Regions from separate parts of the Mus musculus genome. Here region 2 is linked to region 1. Evidence: chromatin loops called from intact Hi-C (ENCODE). Cell type or tissue: left cerebral cortex. All regions are shown on one strand.

The links. Peaks named below come from ENCODE experiments on the same cell type or tissue, not always from the same donor. Only the 100,000 strongest peaks of a DNase experiment are listed, where the experiment ranks them.
Region 2: it touches region 1 in a loop (8-fold over the local background); 5 of 42 quality-filtered maps call a loop at or near these places.

The regions. Positions count from the first base shown.
Region 1 is chr7:66,984,601-66,992,600 of GRCm38, reverse strand. All of the region lies in intron 8 of Adamts17 (a disintegrin-like and metallopeptidase (reprolysin type) with thrombospondin type 1 motif, 17), which reads right to left. Among named protein-coding and RNA genes, the nearest start is that of Gm33627, 150 kb to the right of the region's middle. In left cerebral cortex, no CTCF peak of the experiment used is centred here; DNase peaks (open chromatin) are centred at 2,782, 3,511 and 4,730; H3K27ac peaks cover 719 bases.
Region 2 is chr7:66,930,286-66,938,285 of GRCm38, reverse strand. The region is part of intron 7 of Adamts17 (a disintegrin-like and metallopeptidase (reprolysin type) with thrombospondin type 1 motif, 17); the gene reads right to left. Among named protein-coding and RNA genes, the nearest start is that of Gm33627, 94 kb to the right of the region's middle. In left cerebral cortex, no CTCF peak of the experiment used is centred here; DNase peaks (open chromatin) are centred at 2,052 and 3,968.

The DNA.
Region 1 (8,000 bases):
CCTCATTCTTGCAGCATCTCACCAATCTCTCCGGCACCCAAAGAGGTTCCATCTGGTCCTGTGGAAACACACAAACAGACCCTCTCGCCCACGTCAACACCTGATCTACTCGATCCCCAGGGGGGATGGACACAATACCTCGTGGTGATGAGACCATAACCTCAATCACCTGTGTCCATCTGGGGAGTCAATACGCCAAATCTCTGGACAGAAGGTCCACCTATAGGTGGCTGCTGAGGAGGCATAGGGAGGAGGCACAGAAGCTAATTCGCCTTCCTCCTCCACCTCGGCTCTTTTATTTTGTCCTTTCTGTCCACCTGATAACACTGTGTCTCCTTTCTTTTTCCTTTTTCTTTTTAAGCCCTTCTCTTCCTCCGACATACTTTCTTGTTGCTCTGTAAGGATTTTCTGACCTGTCTTGACTGCCTCTACACACAGTTTCAAACAGTAACAGAGTCCATATATCAGAACAAACAAGACCAAAACTATCAGACCTACCCACAAAGGGTCAATGGGAGAAAAAAGCATAACTACACAGCGAGGATCTATTGATCACTATACTGAGGTTATCATAGTTCCTTAACTTGTCCCAAAACCAGGAACCTTAACTTGTCCCAAAGCCAGGAACCTTATCATTACTTTGTGCCTCCTTCCTGGCAACTTTATACTTGCCTCAATTTTATCCGAGGTCCTTCCCAAACTCCTGGGGTCGCAAGTTTCACTCACCGTGAACTTACCCTGCTGGCAACCACTGACTGCTGAAAGTTCTGAACTCGGTGGGGGAGTCGGTTCCCCATACGGGCCACCAATTGTCGCGCCCGCTCTCGACCAGCAAGAACGACGCGACCACCAGTCCTTCTAACAGCAGTTTATTCAGTCTTCATCTTTCTTCTTTCTCTTCATCAGTACCGTTCCCCAGCTGAAGAGTTCTGAATCCACGCCGGATCCTTCTCAACAGTCTGTTTTACGGGAACACTTTATTAACCGCTCCTTCCCAGTGATGCAGTTCTGAATCCTCCCTGTAGCAGGGGGTCTTCGCTCATGCCTGAAGATGTTTCTTTTCCCGGGTTTTTTCGTCCCAGGTCTTCTCGTCCCGTCCCGAGTTTTTCTTCCCGGGTTTCGGCACCAACTCTTGAGCGCGCCCCCAACTCGCCAGCAAGAACGACGCCACAGCAGGATCCTTCTGCACACGTTTATTCAGTCCTGTTTCTTCTTTCTTTATATCTCCCTTGTTTATATATCTCCCTTGTTTTTATATCTCCCTTGTTTATATCTCCCTTGTTTTTATATCTCCCTTGTTTATATCTCCCTTGTTTATATCTCTCCCTTGTTTTTATATCTCCCTTGTTTTTATATCTCCCCTGTTTTTATATCTCCCCCGAACCCTGGGCCTCTCACTCTTTTATACTCTCAGTTCCCATCCACGCACAGCAGGCCACGCCACCTCACCAGGCATGCAGCTTCAGCTAATCAGGGCAGCAGGGTCAAATCTCCACCAAATTGGATTCACCTGTATCCTGGTACACCTGCGCAGCACTCAAGATGTTTGTGTCTTATATGAGGAAGTCAGGTGCAAGTCATATGACTTAGCTGCAGTCCCTGGCGCCTTTGGGACTGCCGCCACACCCGCTCCCCACAATGCCCTAGGTGTTGCCAACAAGATTGGGATCATCTAAACTGAGTCCAGATGGCTAATTCTAAATATACACTTTTTTTCACCATAAAAAAAAAAAAAAAGAAATCTGAGGACCATGCCCTAGGGCAGACCCATTGATAGTCAAACATCTGCGTATTTTAGATTGATGAGCCAAAGTCAGAACTCAGAGCAACTGTTCTTTCCAACTGGAAAGCCAAATTTTGGGGGTGAGACCAGAGAGGGGATTCATGTTGGCACATTCTGGACACATTCAAAATCCAAGACCCAAGTCTCTCTTCACCTCCACTCCGAGGTGAGTATTCCTAAGAAGTGATGACGGCACCACACTGAGCAGCGATCAACACTGCCACACACTGCTTGCTTTGTCAACAGGAACGAGCTGAGAAATGCATCGTGGGTGATTCTGCCACTGTGCAAACATCTCCACACAGTGTGTACACCACCATGGCAGCCTTTTGTGGCAGCTTTATGCCCCTGTATGATATATCCTTAGGAACCATGGTTATATACATTGGGTGCATTTTTGTCCCCCCTGAATAAAACCACAGGCAGCTCATGGCTGTACCAGTTTATGACTATACACTGTTCAAGAAACTTGGACATTGTATAGACTCATCATTTTTCTAACCAAGGGCTAGGGACCAGTGTGTTTGGCCTGGTGATTAAGGACACTTGTTGCTCTTTCAGAGGACCTAGGTTCGAGTCCTAGCACCTCCATAGTGACTCATCTGTAACTCCAGTTCCTCTTCTGACCTCCTCAGGCACCAGGCACACACATATACACACATATAAAGTGCTTGTATATGATGCGGTAAAAATCTATACATGTAAAAAAATAAATATATATAAAAAAACTAAGCCAATGGCTTGTTTCTGACATTTCCATCCATTTGAAACTTTGGGGGTTTTATATTCCCCATGCCTTGAGCAATACATACTTTTTATCACTTAGAAAAAAAAATTCTTCTTTCCCTAGTATAAATTACAGCTTCTTGCAGTAATCATTACTGCTTAGCTGGCATTCAACTTACAGGATAAAAATATATTCTTTTGGCTGACTTAACGATTGTGTACACAAGTTGTCCTCAATCCTTCTCTGAATTTTGGCTCAAAGCAACTATGGTGTTCTGAGGGTGGAATGTGGTTTCAAGTCATGCCAAGTCTTGCATAAGTGATAATTGATATTTTTACTAGCAGCAACTTTGTAGTTGATAATGGGTTATTAAAACAGGAAAGGGACCCTGCCCGCAAAGTCTCATCAGAGATAGAAAAGGTGTTTCAGACAAAAAGCCTCCCAGGGTTGATACAGGGAGGTCCCAGTAAGGCCCCTAGCTCCCCAAAATAGCCACTTCTAGGCCAAAACATCACAGAAGATGATGTCCCCATGTTGTAGCACCTCAGCCTGCCAAGCCCCCCTCACCCTGAAGCTTCCTGGCACCCACCACCACGGGCCTCCACTCCACTTGTTCACTGGCATGGGAATCCAGTCCAAGCATATGGTGCCATCCCTATCCTTTTTCTTCTTTGAAAACAACCTTGATGCTAGTCTCAATTTAAGTGTCTGTCAGTGTGGATTGACAGAGAATTCTTACTAAGTCCTGACAACTCTATCAAGCAGAGACTCACTTCTCTGAAGGAATACCTCCTGCTCTCACCTCTGGCCACCTCTCTTCACTCACAGGTCAAAAGGTTTGCCTTCCACTTCAGGTAAGATGTCAGTGAGGTTTCACTGACAAAAGGCGGGGAAGGAACCATGTGTCCAACAAATGCTATCCTCTCTTCATTTTGAGATGGTCAGGGGAAGGGTTGATTCTTTGAGAAAATCAAATCAGTGCTTCGATCACTCAGGGAACTGAGGACAGATCTGTGCTGACTGGTGGGTGTCGATGAGAGAATGCGTGACAGAGACTCTAAGCTCAGGCATCTGAGTCTCTGTGAGACTCGGTTACCTCTGAATGTTGGCTGCTTTGTCGCTTGCTTCTGGGATCAGGAGCCTCTGGCTTTGCTGGCTTCCTGTCACATCAGTGCTGGCTGACTTGAGCTTGTGAGTGACACTTGTCTGTGTGAATGGTGCTTCTGGAACATTCAGTGTAGCAGGGGAGATGTCCATTGCTTCCCCTCCTCTGTCCTTTACCCTCCAAAAGGCAGATTTGTTCCAGGGAATGTCATAGGCAATATAAACATCTCATTTTGGCAGGCAGTCTTTTTCAGGACACATGAAGTTATGTAACAGGTTGACCCAGGAACCCCATAAAGATAACACAATCACCAGCTAGACTGCAGCCTGACTTGTGATTCGCTTTGGAGACCCTGCTGCCAACCCGGGAGGACAAACAGAACCAAGGGAGTCACACAAGGATGGGCCTCTGCCATCTTCCTGAAGTCTTGGCTTTACAATGTGAAAATACCGAGACTAGCTAATTTACAAAGAGCAGAGGTTTACTTGGGCTCACCATTCTGGAAGCCAAGAGGTCCAAGATAGGGAGGATTCCTCTTGTTAGGGCTCTAGCATCTTCAACTCAGGATGGAAGTGGCTAGAAATTGGTGCATGCAGAATACAACAAAGGAAGCCACACATGGCCTGAGTGACCCATTCCTTAAGAAGGGCATTAATATCTACCCCCATGACCCGAACACCTCCCATCATACCATATTCAAACCACAGCCCTCAGTGTGTCCAGCAAGGCCTGACATGCTGCACTCCCTCAGAGCTGTGTTGATGTGTCAATGGCTGCCTTGAGCCCATGCCCTCGTTTCCTTCTCCCATGATGGCTATGCTCTAGGTTTCAGATGGTGTTATGGTACCATAACTACAGCACAGACATCTACATCTAGAAGGCACTTCAGGGAGCAGGGAGAGAAATGTGAAACCAAGAAGACGACAATTAGGAAGGCCTTCCAATGTCCACTGTTCCCTCCTCCCAACCTTCCTCTGCAAAGCACCCTATTCAGAAGCATGAACACGGCCAACAGCAATGCCCCACTCTAGACCTTCAAGTCTCTCTTCCCTCTTGATATAGGAAAAGACAAGGAGTCCTTGGGCAATGAATCAGAAGCCTGTGCCAATCTAGGCTCCTGTCCAAGCAAAACTGAGTGCCACTGGGTGGGGATGAGAAGACTCCGCACCCTCTACATTTCCAGAATCAGTCATCGGGGCTGACTGATCCACACTGGGAAGTCCAGACTGTGGCAGTGAATGGGGAATGGCCATTACTACTGATGGTTAGGTATGATGGTAGGGGTTAGTACTTCACATGCACAGAGCAAAGGCCCTGCAAGTCTTTCTGTCACTGGAGGGGCAGGATGACAATGATCATGACAGCTACTCACATCAATGAGCACAGAACTACGGATGTGGCAGCATGTGGAGTCACCTAATGAGTTTTGAAAAACACAGATGCCTACCTCCTACCTGTGAAAATTACTAGTCAGTATGAGGTGTAGCCTAGATAGTCCCTCAAGACAATTATCTATTTCCTTTTTTAAAAAAAAATCTTTAAATTTAAGAGTTGGAGAAGTGGCTCAGCGGTTAAAAGCGATGACCGCTCTTCTAGAGGTCCTGAGTTCCCAGCAACCATAGGGTGGCTCACAACCATCTGTAATGGAATCCAATGCCCTCTTCTGGTGTCTGAAGACAGCTACAGTGTATTCATATACATAAAATAAATAAATAAATACAACTTTTAAAAATATCTTAAATTTAAAATAAGAACACATGCAAGTTCTTCTTTTCCTATTGACTCCGCCTTCCCTAGTGACAACATCTTACATCACAGTATAATGAAGATCTGAAGTTTGAAACTGGAACAGCCCACAGAACCTGCTCTGTTTTTCCAGTAAGTCATTCACTCTGTTGGGTGCCTGGCTCTAGCTGGATATAATCTGAACACACGTATCCCTGGGTAATCCCCTCTGCAATCAAAACGCTTAAGTGTCCTATCACCAACAGACTTCCCCTTTAAAGGCTTTACCCGCACTCTCCTTTAGCCCTTAAGCCCTAACAACTGGCAATCTCTTCTTTTTCTCTCTACAATTATGCCACTGTACAGCTGTTACATGAATGGAATCATGTACTGTATGTTCCTCTGAATAGGGGCTTTTTTATTCAGCATAATATGAGGTTTGCTTAAGTAGCCCTGTGTATCTAGAATTCATGCTCTTTTCATTGCTAGGAGTAGATCAGGAAATGAAAAAAACCAGTTTAACTGTCTACCCACTGGAGGATTCAGTAGTTTTGGTCTGGTGGAAAATATGAAGACAACTCCTTTAACGTGCACATGCAAGTTACTAGGTGAAGGTGTTCTCTGGGGTGGATGCACAGGAGTGTAACCACTGGGCCATTTCATAAGCTCCAGGGCCTGAGACGGGGTCTCCTGCATTCCCTTGAACTAGCTATGCAGCTGAAGACGGCCTTGAACTCTCGACCTCCCTGCTTCTTCCTCCCCAGAGCTTGGGAAGTTTTCATTTTAAAAGAAGTCCCCAAAACGTTTTGTAGAGTAGCTCTCTTTCTTTATACTTCCACCAGTGATCTGCGAGTGACTTGCCTTCCTGCAGCCTGGCCAGCACTCGATGTCGGTCTCCTTAGTGTAAGCCATCTAACAGTGTGTGCTGAAGACACATCGTGGCCCGAGTCTGCATCAACCCATCAAGGATGCTGAAATCCTTCAAGCATTCATCCTCTACCCACCCGTGCTCTTCTGTGACATGCTTGTTGGTACCTTTTGCACCATGTTCTCTGGGTTGTTTACAGTTTACTGAAATTTATTTGTACTGAAATGGGTAGGCTTTCCTGCAGCGTGTCTTTAAATACCATGAAGAGAGCCCTCCACACAGCAAAGCTGTTGACACTGGTGCTTCAGACACCTGCTTCTGCTTGGACCGTGTTCTGTGAGAGCTGAAGAATGCTTCACCCAGCCACGGTTTTCAGATATCCCTCCTGTGCCTTGCTTTCTGGAACTTTAATATTTTACACTGAAGTTCATAATTCATTCTGAGGTGAGTTTTGGAGGAAAGCAAAACAGTTCAAGCTTCTTTTTACTTCATCAATGGACATCCACATTTTGCAGCAATTTATTTATTTGTTTTAGTGAAAAGACTATTCACTTGATAACCTGCACTACCTTGCTTTTTGTATTTCTGTTGTTTTTCCTTTTAAAAAAAACAACGAAGTATATTTGTGTGACTCTATTGCTGGGTTTCATGAACTATGTTTCTGTTTCTTCAGCTACAGAGGAAGAGTCAGAATCAAGAGTGGGCCTTAGTCTTCATTTTCTCAAGCGGTTCTGGCTATTCTAGGGCCCATGATTTTCCTTGAGAGTTTCAGAATCACTTCGTTTATATCAGCTAAAACTGTGCTAATGTTTTGATAAGAGCAACACTGAACCTACAAATCAACTCAGGCATCTTTACTATGTTAACTCTTCGATCTTAGGGCGCACTGTGTCTCTTCTAGAACGTAAGCCTTCTCTGGTTTATTTATCAGCATATGATTTTCACCACAGGAATCCTACAGACATCTGTTTAGATGTGCATTTTCAACTTAGAAAGGTTAAGTCTTTACAGTTCAGTGCGTTTGTTCTGATTGCTTGGTTGATATTCTGGGAGAGCAAAGGACTTTCCCTCTAACCCCAAAATGAAATAGGTTGTTATCATGAACAGAAGACAGTAGAGGTTATATAATAAGAAATGAATCTTCTACATCAATTGATACAATTTTCCTTCATTAGGCCATTAACATAGTATACAAATGGATGAACTGAAAGTAAATCAACTTTGTATACCTGAAATAAATTGTTGGTCACGGCTTTACATTTTTCATTCATTTGCTCATTCACTCATTCATTCATTCATTCTTCCTCATACACACACATACAGACAACTGAAATTGGTTTTCTAAAATTCTCTTGAGAGATATTGAGCTATACTTTTATATATTTTGGTACCAGAGTAGTACTACCTTCTTGCATTTAGTTGGGAAATGTTTCTTCCTTTTATCCTTACTCTAAGACACTATACAAAATTGATAGTTATTCTTTTTAGTGTTTGATAAAAGTTTTCAGTGAAATCACCCTGACCTGGAAACAACATCTGTGTAGTTTTGGTTTATATTTTTTGAGATGTACTTAAAGTTTTTAAACTGATGCATAAAAACTGTACAGGGGCCAAAGAGATGGCTGGGCACATAAAGCACACTCAAACTTGACACCCTGGGTCTGGCCCTTGGACCCCATAAAGGGCTGGATGTTGTGACATGCACCTATAATCCCAGCATTCCTACCCTGAGATGGAAGATGGAGACAAGATATCCAGCCAAAAGATCACAGGACCCCTGCCTGGAATAAGC
Region 2 (8,000 bases), 54 kb after region 1:
AAAAAAGATTGGCGATGGGAGAGGACCCTCCCTCTCCCCCATAGAAATTAATGGTCAGGGATGGTCTGGAGAGAAAAGTATATGGACGTCCAGTAAAGGTGGTGCACAGAGGCGCATGGAGGCCTCTTGAGATGCGGAGAAATCAGTGGTCTGTCTAAGGGAAGCTACTGGCTAAATGTACCCGGAAAGGCAGCAGCAGCGTGTGAGTTGCCCTGATACAGCTTCGGAGCAGAGTTGTAAGATGACCTTAAATCACAGACAATGCTGATTCTCAACAATGACAATGGTGTGGGGTTCACACTGGGTTTTGTGACTCAGAGCAATGCAGTGAGACAAATACACGATGCCCATCTGACATTTCGAAGGTCGCCAAGGTGAAGGTGCTGGACGGACAGTCAGCAGGAAGGAGCAGCTGTCTCTACCTGGCCTCTTCTGCCACAAGGGTCCTCAGCTGCCCCATGTCCCTACCCAGGATACTGATAAGTCCTGCTGCTCTCTCAATATGTCCATTTATCATCAGTCTCTTTGGCTGCTCACCCTGGGTTTTGTATGGTCTTAAGTTCAGCCTTTGCCCCAGCTCCATACAAAACTGTCCTACTTTCATGCAGATGGGTCCTACCTTCTATGCTAGGAGCTGTGCCAGACACCAGCTGGTAAAGATAAGAATACCCACACCCTTTCCATCAGAAGTCCCCAGGAACCCCTTGTACTCCTAGTCCTTACTGTTGAACCTAACAATTGAACCACATTGATTCAGAAATCCCACCTCATTCTCTTCCCTCCATTCCCCTTTAAAGGAAAATGAATATGAACCTGCCTTCATTAAACCACAGAAACAACCACCATTGTGCAGACCAAAAGTTGTGGATGGGCACTTCCAGATTGGTCATGCGTGCATGTGTGCGTGACACCAGCATTGAATAGATCAAGAGTTCATGAACCCCAGTGAATTCATTAGCTAAGTGCTTCAAAGGTTCATGGTAACCCCCAACTTCCTGTTCGTCCTGCTTTGAGGTGGGATGGAGGACATAAGGGTGGGGCCCCTGTGACAGCATTAGCAGCTTTATGAGAAAAGGAGGAGGGGCTTAAGTTAGCATGCTTGCTGCATACTGCCATGTGACTCTGTGTTGTACTGTAGCAAGAAGTCCCTTGCCAGATGTCAATACCACATGCTTGGATTCCCAACTCCCAGCACTTTAACCCCAAATGAGCGCTACTATTTACAAAGTTACCTGGTCTAGGGCAGTTGTGTTACCACAACAGAAAAGAGAATTAAAGGGATTGGCAAGGAAGTGAGCTAACCAGCCCCTAGAATATATTCTTGCCTCAAGGGAAGAGGAATGCTCAAATGTAAGGGTGATCAGAATATGGTCTTGATAGAAGGTGGATGACAGTCTGCCCTCAGTAGACATCCTGATGTGAGTGGCCACAGGAAACTGAGGAAGTGGTACATGCTGGCAAAGGCTACCACTGACATACCACTCCTAGAAAGCTCTTTTAAGGGCTGCATTGCCGGGGAGCTATAGGACCCTGTGCCAAAGTGAAGTTGGGGTGACCTGTCTGTTTGGCAGAAGGCTCGCTAGCTCTCTCATGTCCTGGTCTGCTAGCAGGCAGGTGGAGACCTGAGGGGGCGTGGCCACATCTGCATCACTGCCCATGCCCTCTTGCCTGTGATGCTGCAGGAAGAGATGCTGGGTAACGCTCCCATGAAGCTTCAGATTGAAGGGAGTAATCACTGCGCCAATGTCCATTGCTACTCCAGGCCCCTCTGCAGCCAGCATTGTCAGCACGGAGTCTGATATGATATGGGGAACAATCTTGGCTGCCGGCTTCATACAGAGCATGGCTCTAAAGAATCATTCTTTGAATACTCCAACATGGTAGCTTACCATGTTCTCAGTAGACACAAGAAGCCCAAGCAGTTGGAGGTTCTGAGCAGCCCCCACAGTATGAGAACAGGGCACAAAAGATTGTTTCAGGCTATGAAACTCACCCCCACCCTGCTCACTCTAAACATCAATGCACCCATTCCAAGTGCTGATGGAAGAGATGGCTGTGAGCCAAGCTTCCACAGGCCACTGCTCCAATTCCACCATGTAGTGAGCGGCTTGTCTGTGCCTTCCCTTGAAAATTCCAGCCTTGGAATTTCTGCTGACATCCAGGCCTCTGGGACAACCACGTTCATTTCAGTGGCCTTTGCTTCCTTATTGTATAGTTTAAAAGCTGGTACCCAGTTTTCCCATAGGCAGAGGGGCTGTGGATTCGAAACTAGAGCAAAGCTTTTCCCACTAAACTGAGAAGACTCTCCTGGACTGTTAGCTCCTCGGTTACACAGAACTACGCAATTTTCCACAAGGGAACACACATTCAGTTGATGCTGCCACCCCATACCAGAAAACATACACACCAGCGGGGTCTCAGGAGAAGCAGACACCAAGTCCTCCTCACCTGACCAAGGGCAAGCAGCTTCCTTTGAAGACCAGATAGGGACTGGGGAGACAGCTCAGCCATTAAAGTGCCTGACAGCAAGGGTGAGGAGCTGATGTCTGTCCTCGGCATCTACATAAAAAAGCTAGGCGTGGGGACCTGCGTTTGCCATCTGAGTGCTGGCAGTTAAAGGTAGGCAGATCCCTAGGGATCACTGGCCACAGCCTGCTAGCTTAACGCACGCAGCACGCACGGTGTGAGCTCCAGGTCAACGACTCTATTTAAAAAAACCAATGTGAGCCAGGCAGTGGTGATGCATGCCTTTAATCTCAGCACTCAGGAGGCAGAGGCAGACAAATATTTGTGAGTTCAAAGCCAGCCTGGCAGCCTGGTCTAGAGAGTGAGTTCCAGAACACACACACACACACACACACACACACACACACACACACACACACACACACACATGTTCATTTACCCACAGACAGTGAACAGGAAAGGCAAGGAACCTTCCTAGTGTCAGAGTACTAAGGCCCAGTGAGTAGGTGGACTCTGCTCCGATGAGAGGCGAGCACTGCTCTCTTGGCTAGCACTAGAGTGTTGCACAAGGTCACCTGAAAGAATCAGGGTAGAGAAAAGGCATTTATCCGTGCCAGCCCCCATCCCAGGCTCAGGCAGACGGACTGGCACAGCCTTTGTCAGCTCCGGCTCACAGTGCTCCACTTCCAACTGTCCAAACTAGACTTCCTGGTCACGCCTGTATAAGCTTGGGGATAAGCAGAGCATCTTAACTGAGAAAACAGTTGACTAACACAAACATATCTCAGAGGGTGCCCGTGGAGGCCACCCGCATGGCACCCATTCTTCACAGTGCCTTCCCTGAAGGTGACTTCTAGGTTCTATAAGGTCCACCAGACAAGTATCTATAGCTGAAGGCAGGCTAGACACGAACAGATCCTTGTGTGTAACTTTCTTCGGATGTTGGTACAGAGTTGGAGGAGGAGTCTATGACAGGGAGGTGCAGAGATCAATTCCAAACCTACCAGAGGGAAGCGTCTGAGGCCCATGGTCACTCCCGAGATCAAGCAGGGGAGGGAATAGGTTGTAATCAGAATGGTTGTCAAACAACAGCATACCGGCCACATAGTTCCCAAAAGATAAGGGAGTCCAGCTGCCTAGCGCACCTCCATAGCATCTGTCTTAGGCCCAACTACTGGGCTGGACAGAAATGGCTACAATTTAACACTGCTTTCAGTTCAATAGCTCAGCAAATGCTTGTGGGTAGGGAGAGCTGTGTTTTAAAGGCAAGGTTTTATTGCTTTCATGAAGGTGCCTCATGGATAACAAGAATGCTCAGGAGAAAGATAGGGACAGGAATAGAGTTCTACACCCACACATGCACAAACACAGAAACTCATCTTACCCCAGATGCAAAGCCCACTGTTTATATGAAACACCCCCAGACACAGGTGTTGTGACTCTGCCTGGGGACCCAATTAGGAAGCCATCATTCTGTCTCCCAGCAGCCAGGAGACAAGAATGGTCCACGAGGGAGGAAGAGGGGGATTAGTAACATAGCAAGGTAGGCCTTGGAAGGCAGCCACCCTTTCCTCCGGGTGCTGAAAACTGTTGGCACCAGAAGGAACTGTGTTGTTGGAAACCCTTCCCAACGGAATGCAGACTGAACGCCCGCACATCCCAGGGTACAAATAACCCCAAACAGTCTTTAAAACAAGCACTGGGGGCTGGGGTGTAATTGAAGTACCTCTGTATGAAGCAATGGTTTGCCTCGTTATTTCCAGGGCTTTGTCATGCTATGGCACTCGATGCTTTAAGTTTTGAACTCATGCCATTTATCAAAGACAATGAAATCCTCAAGGCACGTCTACTTATCACTAGATAATTCAATGGAAAGTTTAATTGAGGCTTTGGAGATATGGCTCTTGGCAGTGACCCTCGTGTCTCACTCTTTGGCTTATTCTTATTTCATTAAAGGCCATTTCTCTGTGTGCCAAAGGTTCTTATGTCATAAACCAGCAGCCACTGGAACTCCCCAGACAATAATCACCTTCTTACAGCAACACCAGGCACTTCTCATACACAGGGCCCTGCAGGGATGTGGGAGGAAGAGGCGAGCCATTACTGTTGGTAGTATGGTCCTATCTCCTTAGACCACCTGTGAGCAAGCCACTTTTGCCCTGGCTTTGTAAACCTATGTCTTACTGGGATTTAAAAGGCTCTCTCTGGGACAATTGTCACACTGTCCTTTCCCAGCATGCCCAGGGTTGTCTTAGGGCTGGAGGCAGTTCTGCATCATTTGCTTAGCTGGCCAGCTGCACGGGCTCTTCCTGAACTCATGGAATCTCATCCAAAAAGGTCTCCTATTGTCTGCTGCTTCCTTCTGAACCATGCAGGCACGCTTCCTGGCCTGGGATTCCTCCCTGATGGCATGATGTCATCTTACAGCCATCCTGGGGAGTGACCTCTCCTCGGTCCTCATCACTTTCCTGCCTTTGAGCCTAATCAGGGCTGAGCACAGATGCAGAATAAACCCCTGGCCCACTTCTCTTTCTCCGTCTCCATGCCTAAGTCCCAAGCCTTCACCTTACTTAGGAATTAGACTTATTCTACAACTTACTAGATTCACAAAATGAATAGGGGTGACCCTGGCCTCACTTGGATTCTCTTAAGAGTGTACAGATGAAGTAATGAAACTTTATGTTCTATGCTGGAAAGATAGAAGAACTGGGTAGGGCTGGGGTACCTGGCCCGTGGCAGCTCCAGATTCATTATAAATCTCAGGATATGGAGCTTTCTCAGGAGAGCCAACAAAAACTGGCCCGGTTTTAGAAAGCAATCCACCTCCCTGGGACCGTTGGCTCCTAAGGGAGTCACAGCAGACAGAGGCTGACTGCTTTTGTGGCCACTTCTACCCTCAAAGTCTCATTCCTTTCCCCAAAGTGAGATGAGGCTAAAGGCCTGGTGTGGACTCAGCTCTGGATGTCTGAGGGCTAAACAGTGACTTGAGACCTATATTCATGTACTGTACTGCCAGACTACCCAGTCATACATCATCCAACAAGGTCTAAACATCATCCAACAAGCCAACTTCCTTCTGAAAATAGACCTGTGTGTGTGTGGGGGGAGGTATTGGGTAATGTCTACCTTTCCCCACTGTTTCTCAGCACTGAAGGTTTCACCTCAGCAAGTCATGGGCTGCCCCTGCTCAGTTCTTCTTTGTAAACTGTACAAGTCATCTGCCCCCAACACAAGCCTGTTTCCTGAGTAATAGGAAGGACTTGGCCCATAAATCCACATAGACAATGTGCCCGTGTCTGATCCCACTAACTCCTCATGGCAGTGTTTGAGGTAGAGACACCAGGTTAGGGACATTTTAAGAACTGTTAAACTAATTAACTGCCCAAGGTTTCAGAGCAGAGGACTACTCATGTCCCACAAATGGAAGAGAACACTCTTAAGCCTCGTGGCACACTATCTACTTTTCTTTAGCAAAGGGAAGATGTTTAGATTATTTTTCTCATTCCTGTGAGCAAATACCTGAGAAGAAGTAATTTCAGGGAGGGAGAGAGGGTGGTTTATTGTGGCTTGCAGTTCTAGGTGATCATTCCATGTGAGGGCAGACATGGCAGCAGGCAGGGATGGTAGGCTTCCTCTCACTGTTTAATGCAGTCTAGGAACAGAGCCTAGGGCATGGTGCTGCCCATAGAGGACAGGTCTTCTTACCCCAGTCAGTTAAGCTAATCTATATCTAACTTGACTGTACTGACTAACTTGGAATACAAAATCCCTCAGGGAGTGCCCAGAGGGTTTCTAGATAAATTCTGTCAGGTTCTAGATTCTGTGAGGATGACAATATTAACTATCACAGATGGCAGCAAAATTCGACAAATGTCAGTTAAATCTGGACTTTCTTTACTTATAATACACAATGGTATTAAGAACCTTTTGTGACATTATCTCCCTCGTCCTTTTGTAAAACAGTAAAGCAAGAATCATAAAAAGGACTGCAAAGTCCCTAGGAGGTGACCAGACCATCACTGTCTTAGTCATTGTCATGAAAATAGATGTGTTAGTCAGCTTCCCATTGGTGCGACAAACCCTAAATCAATCAGTTTATAGGAACAACAGGTTTAATTTCTGGCTCATGGCTTGACTTTATCATTGCTTGGCCCTGTTGCCTGTGGAGAACAGGATATCATCATGGGACAATATGGCTGAGGAGGCCTTCTCACCTAATGGCAGAGAGGAAGCAAGGAGAGAGGAAGAGGCCAGAATCCAAACATCCCCTTCAAGGGCACTACCTTCATAAAACAGGCTTCCTCCTTTGAACCCATCTTCTAAAAGTTCTACCAATTCCTGACAGGGCCCCAGGCTGGGAACTGAGACTGCAAGGCACAGGCCTTGGGACCTTTAAGGACAAGCCCCATAGCAATAACCAAATGTATTTGTCCAATAAACAGTAGCTTCTCTCACATGCTTGCTGCTGAAACACAGGAGAGTGTGGAGAGCAGCAGCGGTACCCCAGGAGGCTTGCTTTCTCATCCTAGAGGCCGTCAGGCAGCTTCGGGTGAAGTGGAAAGGCTGCTTCGGCCTTACTTGTTGGATGCTGGCTGAATGGAGAACCAAGAGGGAAACAGTGGGCCCCAGAGATGTCAGGGGAAGAACATGTCATACTCAGAACAGTAAGGGTGAGGCTCAAGATGAAGACGAACTCAAGAAGGAGGGAGGAGGAGAAGGTAGGTGTGGCTGGTGCAGGTGGCCCAGCGCTTAAGAAGCAGGAACTAAATCAGCAAAGGAACCATGTATTGGGGGGGGGGGTCCTATGGGTCTCTGGGGTTTCTTCTAAATATGCTAGAAACCTGCTGGAGGAACCTGTGTTATTTTATTTAGATTTTTTTTGCAAGTCTTATCTCTGTGTGTGTGTGTTCGAGCATGGGCATGCGTGAGCACACACATGCATGTGTACATGTGTGTCATGTATACCCGAGAAGTCCAGAAGAGAGAGTTACACCCTTCCAGCTGGAGTTACAGGTGGTTGTAATGATCCACGTGGTGTGTGGGAAAATGAACACTGGTGCTTTGGAAAAGCAGTGAGTGCTCTTAACTGTGGAGCCACCTCTCCAGACTGAGGGTTTAGATTTTTTGAAGGTCCCCTCTAGCTACATATAAGCTGTTGAGAAGGCTACAGTGGGTGAAGAAACCTGATACAGCTCGGACCAGAGGAAGTGACAGATATGGTTAAAGGGGGTCTTAATAGCGCGTGTTAAAGTTACGTGTCCATCCCAGGAGGAATGAGGATATTCTAAGAAGACTCTTGTGCCCTCCCTATGGACATGAGACTACTGAACAATGGTCCCCAGGAAATTGTAACTACACCAAGAATCACATGTTGGAGCTGCCAGAGAAGGAACTTATTTCTGGGAAAGAGATTTCACAAGTTCTGACTACTTCTTCATCCATTTTGCAAAAGAGAATGGAGCTAGGATCATGATGGATCAGGAGTAGGCTGGCCTAGGTCTTGGACAGGGGCTTAGCTATATACACCTCTAGCT